Linked DNA regions of Mus musculus: region 2 is linked to region 1. The links are chromatin loops, found by intact Hi-C in ENCODE. Cell type or tissue: left cerebral cortex. All regions are shown on one strand.

What was found. A loop is a pair of places that touch in the nucleus more often than their neighbours do. Peaks named below come from ENCODE experiments on the same cell type or tissue, not always from the same donor. Only the 100,000 strongest peaks of a DNase experiment are listed, where the experiment ranks them.
Region 2: a loop joins it to region 1, with 5 times the contacts of the local background. A loop is called at or near these places in 4 of 42 quality-filtered maps.

Annotation. Positions count from the first base shown.
Region 1 is chr10:6,974,165-6,982,164 of GRCm38, reverse strand. It overlaps Ipcef1 (interaction protein for cytohesin exchange factors 1), which reads left to right and starts at 1,700. Exons shown (of 9, transcript NM_001170800.1): 1 at 1,700-1,918; 2 at 2,482-2,651. The coding sequence starts at 2,493. It also overlaps a transcript of Oprm1 not described here. In left cerebral cortex, a CTCF peak has its summit at 4,132 (motif pointing right); DNase peaks (open chromatin) are centred at 3,320, 4,130, 4,764, 5,778 and 5 more places; H3K4me3 peaks cover 3,240 bases; H3K27ac peaks cover 2,703 bases.
Region 2 is chr10:6,882,427-6,890,426 of GRCm38, reverse strand. It overlaps Ipcef1 (interaction protein for cytohesin exchange factors 1), which reads left to right. Exons shown (of 9, transcript NM_001170800.1): 9 at 1-4,062. It also overlaps a transcript of Oprm1 not described here. Among named protein-coding and RNA genes, the nearest start is that of Ipcef1, 94 kb to the left of the region's middle. In left cerebral cortex, a CTCF peak has its summit at 4,803 (motif pointing left); a DNase peak (open chromatin) is centred at 4,772.

The sequences.
Region 1 (8,000 bases):
GCTCCTTAACAGGACAGTGTGTTTAGACTTGATTAGCAGGCCATGACTGACACATGTTGAATCTGTTTAAAAATTGCCCTCAAAGAGATCAATCAATGATCCAAGGGAAGAAAGGATGTTTCTAAAACAAAACAAAACAAAGCCAACTCAGGGTTTCCCTGGTCTTGTATCCATGAAGAAAAACAATTTAACCTCAACTCCAACCTCCCTGCTGAGGGAAATGGGAGTCATCCTTACTCTAAGATGATGGGTTTTGCTTATTAAGTGTTTGCTTATCTTTGTACACTCCATGATGCATTGATATGTGGTTATTTACAGGAACAGGATTTTTAGTTATCAGAATATTTTCACAAATAAATCTTGGCAGATATGCTTGAGACTTATGGGATTAGAAATCATACATACATACACACATACATACATACATACATGCTTACATACATAATACACACTTACATACATGCATACATACATACACACATACATACTTACATACATACATACATACACACACATACAAACTTACATAAATACATACACACTTAAATACATGCATACATACATACTTACATACATACAAACTTACATACATACATACACACTTACATACATGCATACATACATACACACATACGTACTTACATACATATACACACATACAAACTTACATACATATATACACACATGCATACATACTTACATACATACATACATATTTATGGGCTTAGAGTGACTTTTCCTTGGGTAATATTGAGTGAATTTTCCTTGTTAAATCTTGGCCTGTTGCTTTAAAAAAATTCCTATTTTCAGTATAGGTTCTATTCCCTTGTAAACATATGGCAGAGCCACAGCTGCCATCCATCAGTAGTTAGATATGTGGACTTCTAGCCAGATGCAGCCAGAGAACCATACATTTCATGAAGTTACCTACCAACTTTTAGAACATTTTAATTGAATGCTTAAAAATTAAAAAAAAATCTCTGCTTGTTAACATAAATGAAATCTATTTAAACCTGAAGGATTTTAGCATAGATGCCGTGGAAGAAAAATGAAGTTTTCTAAAGCTAAAATTCTGTCTAATGTTTGTATACATACATGTACACAGACAGACAGACAGACACAGCAGGAGAGGCATTTGCAAGCATATTTTTTCCTTTGGGATTCCCAGTGTTTTTTGGAATCTGATTTCATATGACTTGATGAAAATGTGCTGTGAGAAATGTGTGTATTTTGTATAAATCCTCATGTCTGATTTGAATATTTGAATATTTATCTTCTATAAGACATGTGAGAAATATTCAGAGATAAAGATAGAATGAGATATGTATATTAGGCTGCAAATAAGAAATTCTCAATCGAGGGGCTTTAGAGTCTCTGAAGAGTCCAAGAAGAGATAAATAATTTTTCCTGCATATTAGCAAGACCACGAAGTTAGTGTGATGTGAGCATTTAATAGCTTGAGATGGAAACAATTATTCTCCAGTTTTACTTAAAATAGTTGATATGATTTAGAAACTAAGGGGAGAAAGAAAAGATAATTGTTTCTTGAAATGTATTTCATGATGTTTTCAAACTTCAACAAAGCCTGTGCCATGCTAACCTAAGCAGTAGCAAGAGCTGCTTGTGGGAGGAAACAGGAAGCGGTGCATACATGCCTGTTACTCTTTTTCCCAGGTTCGGCTCAATGTATATCGATTCTAATTAGCACATTTTGTGCCTCAGCTGGTAGCTTCCCTTGAGCTCTGCTTGGAGAGGCTTTTTTTCTTTTTTAGAATCCACCCCGCTCATAAACACTGCCACCCCCTCCCTCCCTCTCTCTTTACAAATGTTACAACACAATCAGAAATTTTCTCTTTTCTTTCCTTCCTGCATTTCCAGCAGGTTCCCTTGCGTCAGAAGCCCAGGAAGAAAACTCAAGGTAATTCGATTCCTTTTGTTCCTTTATTCCTTTCTTGTCCGTTAGTGTGATTTTTTTTCTCTCTCTCTCTCCTGGATGCCTCCTTGGGGTGGGTTGGGGTGGGGGGATCAGATTCTTGACTGTCTGAATCTTAATATCAGGAGATGGGTGCCAGATTAATTTTTTTTTTTTTTTTTTTTGAGAAGCTGGCACTGAGTCCGGGAAGTCACCGTGTTCCTAGGTGGGCTTTAACCCTTCCGTTCCTATTGCATAACTGCCTCTGTTATTGTGGGAAGAACCGGCGTGTCTACCACAATGTGGCTTCCAGCCCCTGAGTCTAACGTTTTCAACTTACTCTCTTTAACTCAGGTTCTTAGACCCATACTTGCATATAAGTGTCTTTGCCCGGGTTTTCTAGGCACGGAATGGAGGTTTAAAAATAGAACAGATACATGATTTTTAAAAAAATATTCACTTTGCATGAATGAAAACGTCTAATCCTCGCCGTGCAAAAAGCTAAACCTTGCCTTTTATTTTGTCACCTGAGTCCGGGTCACACTCACCTGTCCATGCAACTCTTGCAGGGTTTTTCAACATGAGTCGGAGAAGGATATCCTGTAAAGATCTGGGCCACGCTGACTGCCAGGGTTGGCTGTACAAGAAAAAGGAAAAGGGAACTTTTCTAAGCAACAAATGGAAAAAGTTCTGGGTGGTGCTGAAGGGCTCATCGCTGTATTGGTATAGCAATCAAATGGTGAGTGACCTCCTCCTGCCCTAGCCCCTTTACCAAAGCGTGGCTTCCAGAGTGCTGGCCGGAGGATGCCCATGCGGAAGGGATTCTCTGCGAGTTGGAACAGAGCAAGCTAGCAGATTTGTTAGGGGACTCATTTCTGCCCCAGGAACCATGTAGGTTAATGAGCTGTGCTGTTCGGGAGAAGCCATCTGGCTTCATTATTCTGATTGGAGAGGAAGAAAAGGGGCCCTAAATATATCCTTGCTTAAGGAAAGAGCCCTCGGGTTCCCCTGATTTTATTATTTTGTGAGATCCTAATAGTTTCAGGATCTGTCTGGATATCATTTGTGTGTGTGTGTGTGTGTGTGTGTGTGTGTGTGTGTGTGTGTGTGTGTGTGTGTGTGGTGGTGGTGGGGGAGGTTGCATTGCTAAGGTCTATTAAAAAGGGACTCAGCTTTGCCCTCTATTGAGGATATTAATCCATCAGTTCAGGGAGTGATCTCCATCCTTTATCCACTACCTTCTCTTCTCCTGAGATGGGTTGGTTTGGGATGGCTAACCTGTATGCCAGCCTTGTGGAGGGACTGGTGACATTGTTCCATGGTGACATTGGTGTCCAAGCATTGTAGAGGGCAACATTCACTGAGATAGTTGCTGAATTTATCCTTTGATGGGCACACGCTACTGGGGTGAGCTTCATGGTTTGGCTGTAGAAAAAGAGCTGGAAATGAAGTTATTGTATTGTCCTTTGCCTCTAGAGACATTCTGAGAGGAATGTTAGTGTTGTGGAAGAGCTTTGCTGGTGGATCTGTCACTGACTCTGGTGAATGGGAATCCATTGCAGATCTTGAGAGAACTGGGGTCCCTTTGTTGTAGAAGAAATACCCATAGAGACGCTCTGTTAAACCATTTAAGGGACCAGTGCTAAATGAAGCCAACCCAGGACTGGGTAGATTTCCAAACAAATACAACTTCCTTCTTAAGTGAAATTAAGGTTAACATAAATATTTTATGTTTTCTATTATTTTATTTTTAATTTTTGAATTATTTATTTATTTATTTATTTATTTATTATTGATTGATTGTATGTGTGTGTGTGTGTGTGTGTGTGTGTGTGTGTGTGTTTGGGTATATGTGTGTCATCACTCATGTGTGGAAGTCACAGGACAACTTACAATAAGGAATTGTTTCTATAGCATAGGTCCCTGGGATTTAACTCAAGTGGTCTACCTTGGCCACAAGCATTTTTATCTACTGAGTCATCTCTCCAGCTTCTATTTCCTATTATTCTAAGCTATGGCATTTTGGGTAGTTATCATGGAGTGACTGTCACCTAGATGCTCCTTAAGACAAGCTGATCTCAGTTACCCTATACATAGCACTGGGGGATTTCTTGAGTCTGTGGGATAGTTGGGTATTGGAACTGCTGCATCTATGGGACATAACAGGGCTCAGAGATAAACAGGCCATTTAGCATATCTCTCCCATCTTTCCGCCAGATGGCACCATCCCTGTCTTAGTAGAATGTGAAAACGTCCTCTCTGGACCCACACAATTACCACTTGGCTCATTTGGCTTCTTCAGCTTCTGTTTCTCTTAGGAGAGTAGAGCAGGTTACTTTTAGGTTTCAGACATCCCTAATCTTAGACATCAGGAATCTCACTCTTCTGTATGGAGCAGCCATGTTGGCTTAGACTAGGGAGGGGGAAGAAGATGGAGTCTTAGATGCCTGTGGGTTCCCCATCCCTGTGTGTTTTCATTAGATGCAGAAAGTAAGCTTTGGGATACTGGTCATGTACTTTAGTGTCATTAAATTAGTAGCATTAGCCTGAGAATCAGCTTGCTGTTAATTGCCCAGGGAGATAGAGGATTATAAATGGTGTACAGAAGAAAGAGTTTTCTGTGGAGGACTTCTCATGTTGTTTTGCTTTCTCTCTTTGCTGCAGTCATTCCTGACATCTCAATTGTGTATTTGTTATGGGTAGACCTCAATTAAGATTTAATTAGCAGTCTGTTCCTTATTCTTCTTAGAGGACTTTGTGACTCTATTCTTTGTGACTTTGTATATAGTATGATGATCTATCCCAGGGAACATCTCCCATATGCCAAGGGATGGATGTTCTAGGTATTTTAAATGCAGGCTCTTATCTATTCTTCAAAACAATCTTTAGCTGGGTATGTTGGCACAGGATTATAGTCTTAGCTACTCAGGAGGCTGAGGCAGCAGGATTGCAAGTACAAAGGCCTGCCTGGTCTACAGAGTGAGTTCAAAGATAGTCTTGTCAATTTAGTAAATCACTGTCTCAAAATGAAAAAGAAATATAAAAGTCTGAGGATATACATCGGTGGTAGAGTGCTTGCCTAGCATGCATGAGGTCCAGGGCACAATCTCTGGAGGGAGACAGAGATGGAGACAGACAGACAGACAGACAGACAGACAGAGATAGATAGAGATAGGTAGAGAAGAAACAGACAGAGATTAAAAACAGAGAGAGACAAAAACAGAGATAGACAGATATAGGGATAGAGTTAGGCAGAGACATAGACAGAGACAAAGACACAGAGAAAGATTAGATAGAGACAGAGATAGACAGAGAGAGATAAGAGATAGAGATAGACATAAATAGATAATAAGAGGCATAGACAGAGAGACAGGGACAGAGAGACAGAGGGAGATAGAGACAGACAGGGATATAGACAGAAAGTCTCAGACCTCAGAGGCATACTTTAAAAGATTAAGACCTAGTATAAACTGCTGAAGTCATACATGAAAGGAGTGAATAAAACCTGCTTCCTGTCTTGGCCCCTTTGGTCCCTGATTATGATATGCCACACTAAATTTTTCTGGGGACCAGGATAAGTGATATCATATGATCTCATTTCCGAAGGGGGACCAAGAGATCACCTGCACAAGTGGCAGTTCTGCTGTGAGTGTACAAACTACCCGGTCAGATCCCTTTGCTCATCCCTGTTGCTGTCATTATTTCCCAGGGACTTTGTCACCCTCCCCACCCTGCCTTTCTGTTGTTGGTACCCAGCAATCAGTGAGGGTCTTACCTCTTTCTGCTCACATTGCTTCTCCCAACACCACTACCCAGACTTTTTTAGAAAAGGCCATTACTCATTTCTCACATAGCATTTTGTTGGCTTGGAATGCGTCAGAGCACATGTAACTGCATGCCACTTCTTATGGCACAGTGAATAAGTTTAATAGCCACAAAAAATCTCAGCTAGTGAAAAACCTGGAATTAAACTCTATACTCTCACTTTTCCCAAGCCCTTAGTATAAAGTTCAAACCCACTTTTGGGTATCATCTTAATGGGTACCTTTTTCTTCCTTCTCCAAACTCCATATCCTAACCCAAGGCTAGCTATGGAACCTTTGATTTCTACTGATGTGTTCTGGTTCTATGTACACCTTTGTCTTTATAGATTCCCTGCTCAGAAAGGCTCTGCTCCTGGGAGCCTTTCCTCCTGCCCAGTTCCAGCAAGCCTTCCTTCTTCATAAGAACCACACTTTAATTTGATTCCATGTCTTCTATGTAGACTTACCATAGACCTAAACTTAGCTATTCTGTCTTCTTACATTTATATTATTTTATAATATTTTGATTGTATCCAATTCCTGTCGTTCATAATTGATCATTATAGCTACATAGCAAGACCATGGATTTGTGTCTTTAGTACTTTTGTGTCTGGCATTAAATAAGTACTTGATTGAGATCTGTTGATTTCTCAAGTAAACAGGAATGAGGAGTCACTGACACTTACTAAAAGATTCTGAGAGGTGAGATCTCGTTCAAGTATTTTTCTTGGCAGGAATGGCATTTCCATTTCTACTCTTAAAAATATGATTCAATTGAGGGCTTGCTAGAAAGGACCCCCACGGAGCAATGGGTCTCACACGATTCTTCCCATCCTTGTTTAATATTTCTTTGGATCTTTTGGGAGTAGACAATTGGGGCAGGGTAAGCATCTGCGTATGAGGTCTAATGTGAACAAAGGTGAGATAGTGTATATAAGCTGCACCAAGCTCTTACTGTAGACATTACCTCTAATTTCCATAACAACCACTTATCATCAATTTTACTACTACCAAGTGAGTTTACAGAAAGCTAAGAGCTAAAGGAACTGGCTCAGAGCTTCCTAGGAAGTAACTGGCAGAGCTGGCTTCAACTCTGAGAAATTCCGAAGTCAAAGCTGAGTTTTTTCCTGTAGAGTGTGTAATGGACAGGTGACCCGGGCCCAGCAAATACGGAAGTCAGACTGTTTACACTGTTTACAAATAGGTAGGGCCACTGGGAAGGAGGGGGTTAAAGAAGAGTCTCAGGCTGGCAGAGAAACTGGCATGTGGAAACTTGAGCTTAGCAGCAGTTAATTGGGAAGGAGGGCATTGTTGGAAACCTGGTTAGGAGTTAGTCAGAAAACGTAAGCATTCAGATGTGGATTCTTTCAGCAAGTACTGGGGTACTTGTAATGAGAGTCAGGAATGAAGCACATTGATGGAGACACCGTATGGAGAGTCCTTGGATATGAGACAAAGCAGTTCAGGCTAAAATAAGACTGATCTCCATGTTTTAGTGTCTGGGAAAATAACATGAAAATTGAAAAAGGAATTATGTAGAATTTTCTATCAGCTCATCCTTGGCTGCATAGTTGGTTTATTATTATTATTATTTTTTGTACTGTCCATTACTTTTCAAATTACTAGAAACTTGATTTTTTTTAAATAAATTAAGCAATATTGATGTCATTTGGGCAGCAATAGTTCAGAAAAGCGATGGGGCTTCTGGGTAAACCACCTGGCCCTGCTTCATGGAAATTTTTGGTCCACCCATGCCTTGTGCAGGACAGTGTCTGGCTTAGTACCCACCGTGGAGAGTTCTCAGTCCTTTGAGGTTCCTACCTGTCTGTACAAATGTGGCCCTGGCTCTTCCTCATTGTCAGCATGGTTGCATGTCAGTGCACTGTGGTAACCCTGTCCAATCTGTCATCCTCACTAGCTGCACTTGAACAAAGTGTGTGGCTCTCAGAGGGGCTTAGATATGGAAGGTGCTCTTCTTGGAAGCAGTTTCCTGAGCATCTTTTCAAGTCAAGTTTGAATAAGTTGGTAGAGAAAAATTAGCCCTTCCAAGGAAATCTTACTTGAAAGCCAGAATTTCTCGATAAGAGAACTATCTTGATTGATTGGCAAATATGGAGAGCTGTTCTTTCAGCTAAAGAACAACAAAAAGTGGGTTGGTTTCTTCTTGGAAAGAAGGCATCGTCTCTGCCTTTGGTCCTATACCTTTCATGCATGATGTTCTTTTAGCATACATGTTTGGAAATGTCTTAGTGAAATTGTCATAGGTTGAAAAGTGTTCTTTTCAT
Region 2 (8,000 bases), 92 kb after region 1:
GGATGCTGCCAAGGGCATTCATTCTGCTTACAAGGAAATCCCAAACCCAGTTCCTGAGACATCATCCATTCCCCGCAAGGATGCAACTGAGGTGAAGCCAGTTTTGATGCAGTGGGAGTCCTGGCGCCCAGATGTTGCCTTCCTCAATACTAGAATGAAGTGATGGAGTTCATCTGAGCAGGCATATCGTCTGTGCTTCTACTGGGAGCTGGCTGGAATAATAGGCTTTAGGTGGGATGTGAAATGGGTGAAACCCCTCTTTTTGTTTTCAAGAGAATTACAACCTGCCATAGACAAAAGGCTCAATTTTACCAGGGATAATAATTCATGTTATTTTGTTTTGCAAAAGAAGCATGAAGAACTCCCTTTGGTGGGCAGCCAAGTTCTGCAAAACGTTGTGAGTGGAGGAATTTCTTCCTTATTAGCTACTGGAACTGGACGCATGTTGGCATTTGTGGAACACAAGGCTCTTCTTAATGTTGATGTTCTATTTGCTGAGCACTTATTTGCAGAGTAGAGCATGGTGGGGGCAGAGAATGGATAGCCCAAGGAGGAGGCATTTTTCCTGTTCTACTCAGAGGTCAGCTTCATAAGTTCATGCTTTACGTAGGGCAGGGGATGTGATTAATATGCCTCTTCCTCACAATGTCTAGGAGACAAACTATCACATGACCTTTGGAGATGTCGTTCCCCCCCACCCCCAGCTTCTCTGAACAGTGGTAGGATATTAATACCCACTGTAAGGAATGTTATATTAAGTTTACCCCTGCCTGTGGTGCCTAGAGCCAGCATGAATTCGTGTCCAGTTTTCCTGGGATCCAAATTCTCAAGGTTATTTCTGAGTTGTTCTTAACTTGGAGAAGTACCCGGACCAGCAAAATGGGATCATTTTATTTTTGTATGTTTATGTGTCAAATGGTGTGAGATCTGAACAGTGATCTATGTTTCTTATTTAAATATATTTATAGAAATGCAAATTATAGTGTTCTAAAAGAAAGTGTACTATTATGTGTTGATATATAGACTATACATATATATGTGTGTGTGTATATATATATATATATATATGTCTAGAAGCATATCATTTTTGCTTGAGAAAAATAGGTATAGTAGTGACTTACTGGTATTGTATTGCACTATGATATATAAAGAATGCTCAGGAAATCTCGAGAGAAAACCACGGGAGCATGTATTAATAATTACTAATTTTCTGAATGCTTTCTTTCCATTACAACCCCACCCTCAGCTCCAGAGATCTTACATTTCAATGCCTGTTACACATCATTTTCTTAACTAGCTCCTTAGGTTAGCTCTTCTATTCACAAAGGTTAAGCTTTATGATATTTAGTTGCCATGAGTTGTAGACCCAAAGAAACACATCTCACAAACTATTGAGCCAAATAAAATATAAACAATATGATTCCTAATTATATACTAATAAAAATTAAAGTTTGTCATTAAAGAGATCTCAAGGAAAAACAATATATTAATCATAATGACAACTTCTAAATCATAACCTTAATTCACTGAGGACCTATGTGTGTCTCACGTGCCCTTTGAAAATTGTTGACGTATATATTCATATCATAACATCCCAGGTGGCTCGGCAAACTCAAATAGAAATAGCCACCTGATCTATATCTATAAGGTGAATAGAAAGAATTGTTTATTATTTCCCTGTACTTCACCAAGACTTTTTTTGTACACTGAAATGAAAACCAGTCCTTGCCTTAGGAGGGAAAAGTAAAGAAGCAGCAAAAAGAGAAGCAGAGAGAAGCAGAGAGAGGCAGAGAGAAGCAGAAAGAAGCAGAGAGAAGCAGAGAGAAGCAGAGAGAGAGAAGCAGACTCATCAAGTGGCGAGACGAAGCCTGGGGATGAGCTGAGAGGCCCTGCAGGGCCCTCCATGGATCCATGCAGTTGGAGATGCTAATGCCTATCAGGACTGATTCCATTTCCTCCTGTGGCTAGTAGCTGTTCAGAGGGCAATGTTTTGGGGTTCACAGTGAAAGGAAGCATTGGGGGGAGGCAAATTAGCATTGGAACAACCTTAGCCTGGGAGAAAATATCCACTCATGTCTTTTATTAGCAACTCCACTTTACAGACCTCCATCCTCCCCCAAGTGGAAGCCCCAAACACTTTTTATGAGGGCTGATTGCTATATTTAAATGTTTTACGTTGGCTTTCCACTCATAGGTATTTAACTGACCTTTGAATGTAAACTCCTTTAGGAACATTCAGATCTAAAGGCAAAGTTGGTTCGTGAGATTGCTTGAGCAAGTCATAGGGTTAATTTTCCAGGCAACTTCAAGAAAGTCAGAGCAGACATTTCTGCTTTGGTGGAACCAGCCTGCTGAATGTTCCCAAGTCAGTCTCAGCCGTGTCCTGACCTCCTGGGCACAAACCAACCACTCTCTGTTCCCCAGTTCTGTAAATTAATACTTCTTCACTCTGGGCTAAGTTTAGTCACAGCGTAGGGGTGCTTCTGTGGGTACCCAGCCTCAGCTGTGATCCTAAGAGTAGGGTGAGGACAGACGAGGTGAGCAGGAGAGTGAGTGACACTTCTGGGTGAGGACAGAGAGAGCGACACTTCTAGAGACCCTCAGTGAAGAGAAACCATGAGGAGCTATCCCTTGGCCTCAAGTCTCTTCTCTGGTTCAAGAGATTTGGGAACTATAGATCTCTCCTAGTTAATGGCTGGGAAATGGACTATAGGTAGTGTGAGCCCAGGGGAGACTCTTGACTGTGCCTCTGGAATGTACCAGAGCACCCATCTCAGGACACTGGTGGTGGATCTTTGAGCACGAATCTTTTAGAACCCATGGCACTGGTTAAGGATGAGGCTTCTCTGGGGACTTTTGGGGAGGCAGGGCTGAAGGAGGACTCTTTCTTTCTGATCTGAAGACCCAGATGAGAGCCTGGCAGAGGACCCTCACTAGTTGAGAAGTTGCTAACACACATATGTCGCACGTTTTTCTGTTGTTTGCAAGATGTCTGTCATTTATAAGAGTTCTTAGCTTTCCCTATCGCTTTAATCTGAGGTTAAATTCAGAGTCCCAGAAAGATGCTGGAGCGAACAGTTGCAGGATTCCAACAGGCCAAGAAAGAGGTCAGGTTTGGAGTCATATTTTCAGTGTGAACCCATGCCTTATATTTGCATAGCTCTTTGAAGTTTGCTAACTGTATGTTCCAAACCCCCTTCCCTGCGTCCTACCACCCCATAGGCTAATCGGGATGATTGTGAACTATGGGTGTAATGAAATGCCTGGCTCAAAGCCCCAAGTGGTACAGCCGGAATCTGAGTTTGAATTTCAGGTCTGTCAGCCCCTCTGCAGAGGAGGAATGCTTGTCTCCGCTTAGCCTGCTGGGGGATCAAATGGTCTGACTTGGCCCCTGTGTCTATTACTCTGGGTTCTGCACACCTGGCTCCTGCGGCTTCTGCTGAACCCCCAGAGGCACTGCTGTGAGCAGTGTCTCCCGAAAGGTCCCGCTGCCTTGCCACTGGGTTTTCTGAGAACTGGAGCTTGGCCTGATTGTTGTTTCTTTTAGTCCGTTCTATAAAACACACTATGTTAGCACTGTGAGGACTTTAAAGCTAAAGGATACAAGTCTTTTAAAGAGCTGGAAAATGCTCATTTTTCTAATTTTTCCTTTTGAGATGCGAACTGTCCTGTCAGGTATCAGAGACTTAGGGATTAGAAATGAGCCACGGATTTGTGATGAGGCTCATTCCCTCAGGGAGGGTTCAGACCACATAGTCACACAGAGGGAACAAAGGAAAAGAAAAATAGTTTTCAGTCTTTTGAGGAGAGGTACTCTGCCGATGTAAGCCATATTTAACTTTACGGACACAGGCTGCTTGTAAAAAGAGAAAGACAATATTTTGGAACAGCGATACAAATGATCTAGGTACAAAGAGTGACTGTTCAAATGTCACATTATATTGAAGCGGTACTCAGCCCAAATGCAGGTTTAGAATGTAGTTCTGCTTCCCACTAACAGAATAGGATACACAAAGAAGATTTCCAATCTCTTTTCCATCAAACATTTCTGTATACTTACCCACAAAAGAAATTCAATCCAAGATGTAGGTTACTGCCAGCTTAAGGTTTTGTCATCCATAATAGTAAATTCCCCTCAAATTAGATTTTCTAATCTCTGTGAAATGGATGGGTCAAAGGGATGTTCCATTCACAGGAAAAAAACCTTCTCAATCACACCATATCACATGGAGCACAGGAAATCAGACCCTGCATTTAAAAAGAAACTTCTCCATTTCCTTCGTTGTAAAGAAACTTAGTTGCTCTGTATTGATGTCTCTTTAGCTTTAGTCCAAAGGGAAGCATGCCCCATGGAGACATTTAACACCCTGTAATAGAAACCATGGTTTAAGTCACACATGTTCTGCTGTTGCATGATGGGGATGGGGTTCAACAATGTATGGTATGGGGCAAGATGTTACTGTGGGGTTGATACCTTATCTGTCATTGTGCTTTTGGTTATTGTCATCTCTCTGTTTTGAGGAAACTGAAAACCGAGGCATGCCTCATTTCCCCTGTTCCCTGTTCCCCAGGATGACTTGTAAGATAAAGATGAAATGCAAACTGTCTAGTAAAATGGTATGGAAAAAAAATACACTACTTGTGTTCATTTTCTGCCTTCCATTATTTCTTCCTCCTTGAAGACTAAAATAAACAACCCCAAACCAGACAAACCACCACCCACAAAACAGTATGAAAACACTAACCTGTAGCTGAGTTTTTGATCTTCAACAAGGATTATTTCGCCCTCTGGTGGTCAAAATGAAGATAACAGATTTCAGAATTGTGATTTTTAAAAGATAACTTTATACTGGGACTTATTTCTACACTAACCTTTGTGGTCTTTCTCAATGTCTCTCATTTTACAGACTTACTGTAAAATAACATGATTATTTTAAAATGTGTCAAAGGTCTGCAAAATTTGACTTGTCTATTTCATTAACATTATTGGTTACCTACATTGTTTAGAGAATTATTTTTTTTGAAATGCAGATTAAGAGTTAGAACCAAGCTGGACAGTGGTGGCACACACCTTTATTCCCAGCACTTGGGAGACAGAGACAGGTGGATTTCTGAGAGGCCAGTCTGGTCTACAGAGTAAGTTCCAGGACAGCCAGGGTTACACAGAGAAACCCTGTCTCAAAAACCAAACCAAAACAAAACAAAAAAAGAAAAAAAGAGTTAGAACCTGCCACGGACTGGCCCCAGTCAGTCTCTCTCAATCCATGGGAAATTAGGGTTCCAGATAGATGGGCATGGAGTTGGTGATAAAAAAGGTGATAAACGGACATAGACACAAGGGAGTGCTGTATCTGGATGTATTTTCTCAAGTGAGCACCAGTCTTATAATACAGACGAATGTTAAAGAACATAAAGAATCTGCATTGGTTAGTAACAATGTGGATGATAGTATCCTAGAATAGTGGCAAAGGCCAGAAGGCCACACTTAACAATCTAAGCAAGAGCCAGAATTAGTGTAATGGCAACTAGTTTGGAAACAGTGGCCAGGGTCAAGGCTATCACCAATTGTAGTCTTGATCAAGAAATTGCCAGTATAATAAGGTATGCCGAGATAAGGAACTCTAGTCATCAGGCTGATGATATAAAGAATAAGATTAGATACATGACTTCAGAGAATGAGAGCTAAGTATTTAGGTTCAGGGGGTGGGGCAAGTCAGGATCTATCACTCAAAAGTAAAGGGACAGTGACTGTGCCTTGCTTTTCTGCCAGCAAGAAGCATGCATTGTGCTTGGTGAGGCCTGTAGAAGCTTTCAAGGCAGCAGATCTATATGGAAGAGTTTTCTGACTTCCTTACATGATGTGAAAGTATTCTACTTTTGGACAAGAATGAGTTGTGTGGCAGGAGCAAGCTGTGCATGTGTCACATCTTACACTAGGAGAGATGTACACAGTACAGAAGGCCACAGCATGGATTCACTGGAAATCAATCTTAATACAAGATCCATAGTACAGATTCCAAAGGCTCTGAGTGAGGCCACAACATCAAGAAAGAGTGGGTAAAAAATGCTTCTGGCATGCCATTTAACCCCGGCAGAGTGTCCAGTCAGGGGCACAGGTAACTTTGTAGCCAGAACTAACTCTCAAGATGTAGGTACTACTAGACAGCCATTTGAGGTAGCTCAGAAGCACTCCATTATAAAGTGGAAATGATACATTCAATATTGGTTTAAATACCTGTCTTAGTTAGGGTTTCTATTGCTGTGATGAACCACCACGACCATAAGAAGCAAGTTGGGGAAGAAAGAGTTTATTCTGCTTACAGTTCCATATCACTACTTATCATTGAAGGAAGTCAGGACAGGAACTCAAAGAAGGCAGGAACCTGGAGGCAAGGGCTGTTGCAGAGGTCATGGGAGGGTGCTTCTTACTGGCGTGCTCCCCATAGCATGCATGTCCTGCTTTCTTAAAGAACTTGTGACACTAGCCCGGGGTGGCACCACCCACAATGGACTGGGCCCTTCACCACTGATTGCTAATTGAGAAAATGCCTTATAACTGGATGTCATGGAGGCATCTCCTCACCTGAGGCTCCTTATCCCTGATGATTCTAGCTTGTGTCAACTTGACATCAATCCAGCCAGTGTAGTACCTAAGGGGGCGCAAGGAAACTGAAAAGGTGACCCCAACATCTCTGTCAATTTCCACTCCAGCACACTCACCTCTAAGTCGGCCCACATGCATCTCATGGGGCCATTTCTCATTGTTTGGCAGAGGACAAAAATGCTTAAGCTTAATTTGTTAATGGTTGGTTCACTATATGATGGATGAGTATTGTCTTATAGCCTTACCTATGGGTGACTTTGTAAGTCAGTGGTAGAAGAAAAGCTCCCAGCCTGGGGAAGGCATGCCTTATGTACCACAACTGACCATCCATTCTGTGTGGAGAAAGCATGGCCCAAGGGACATGGAGTTCTACAGGGAGACACCTGAGGATGAAGCTCTGGCAGCATAGCCATATATAAGGACCTAATCCCTGTGTTTACATTTTACTATCCATAAGATGGTGTGCATTTCTGGAGAAGCACTGAGCACTCAAGGGCTCAGAAGGAGACGACTGCCTTGGGGATTGTGCATTATGATCATGAACAGAGAGAAGCCTCGGCAGCAGAGGTAGAGGCTACCATGCATGTCCCCAAGAATGTACATGCTAGCTGAGGCTGAAAACTACTACAGCTGCAAAGCCTTGTCTGCATGTAACAAAAGAACAAAAGCACGTGAGTTCCAACAAGGTATATTATTTATCTTGGCAGTGTTTTAGCCTGGTTATAAGTGACATGTAGGACATGTAGAAACTCACCTGTGGATGAGTTCTTCCTTCTTACTGTGCCTAAGTCAGTACAACTGTTCAAAGGCTTACATTGTGACTGGTCCACACATGGTAGTCCATACAATATGCTTAGGATAAGCACCCACGGGATGGTAAGGAAATGAAACATACAGTGTGTATCTGCCTATGGGAACCAGGCACATTCCATACTGTAGGCTTAGTGTTTTAAAAAATCTAAAAAGGGTTATCAAACACTTTGACTGCTACATCCACTCCAGTAGTGACCTGCCTGACAGGCCGAAAAGCCTGGATGCGGTCCTGAGGTGGAAAGTTCACGGAAACTTAGTCTCCTGGAACCATGGCATCCTGTATAACGAATGATCCAATGTTCTTGCTTTAGTCGGTAAACAGATCTGTGTGCTTTCCCTTAATATTGCTTTATTATAAGTGCCTCTAAGGATTGATTTTGACATATAGCTAAGTTACATTCCTCACCAGTCCTAGGCAGTCCTTGAGCTGACCATGGGCTTTGAATTCAGTAAGAATGTTGCCTATTCAGTGACATTCAGATTTGCCTCTAGTATTGTAAGAGAGATAGTGAAAGAAATCAGGCATTACTATTTACTACATAGAGTTAGAAATCTCAGGGCAAGTTACTCCCCATATGCAAGA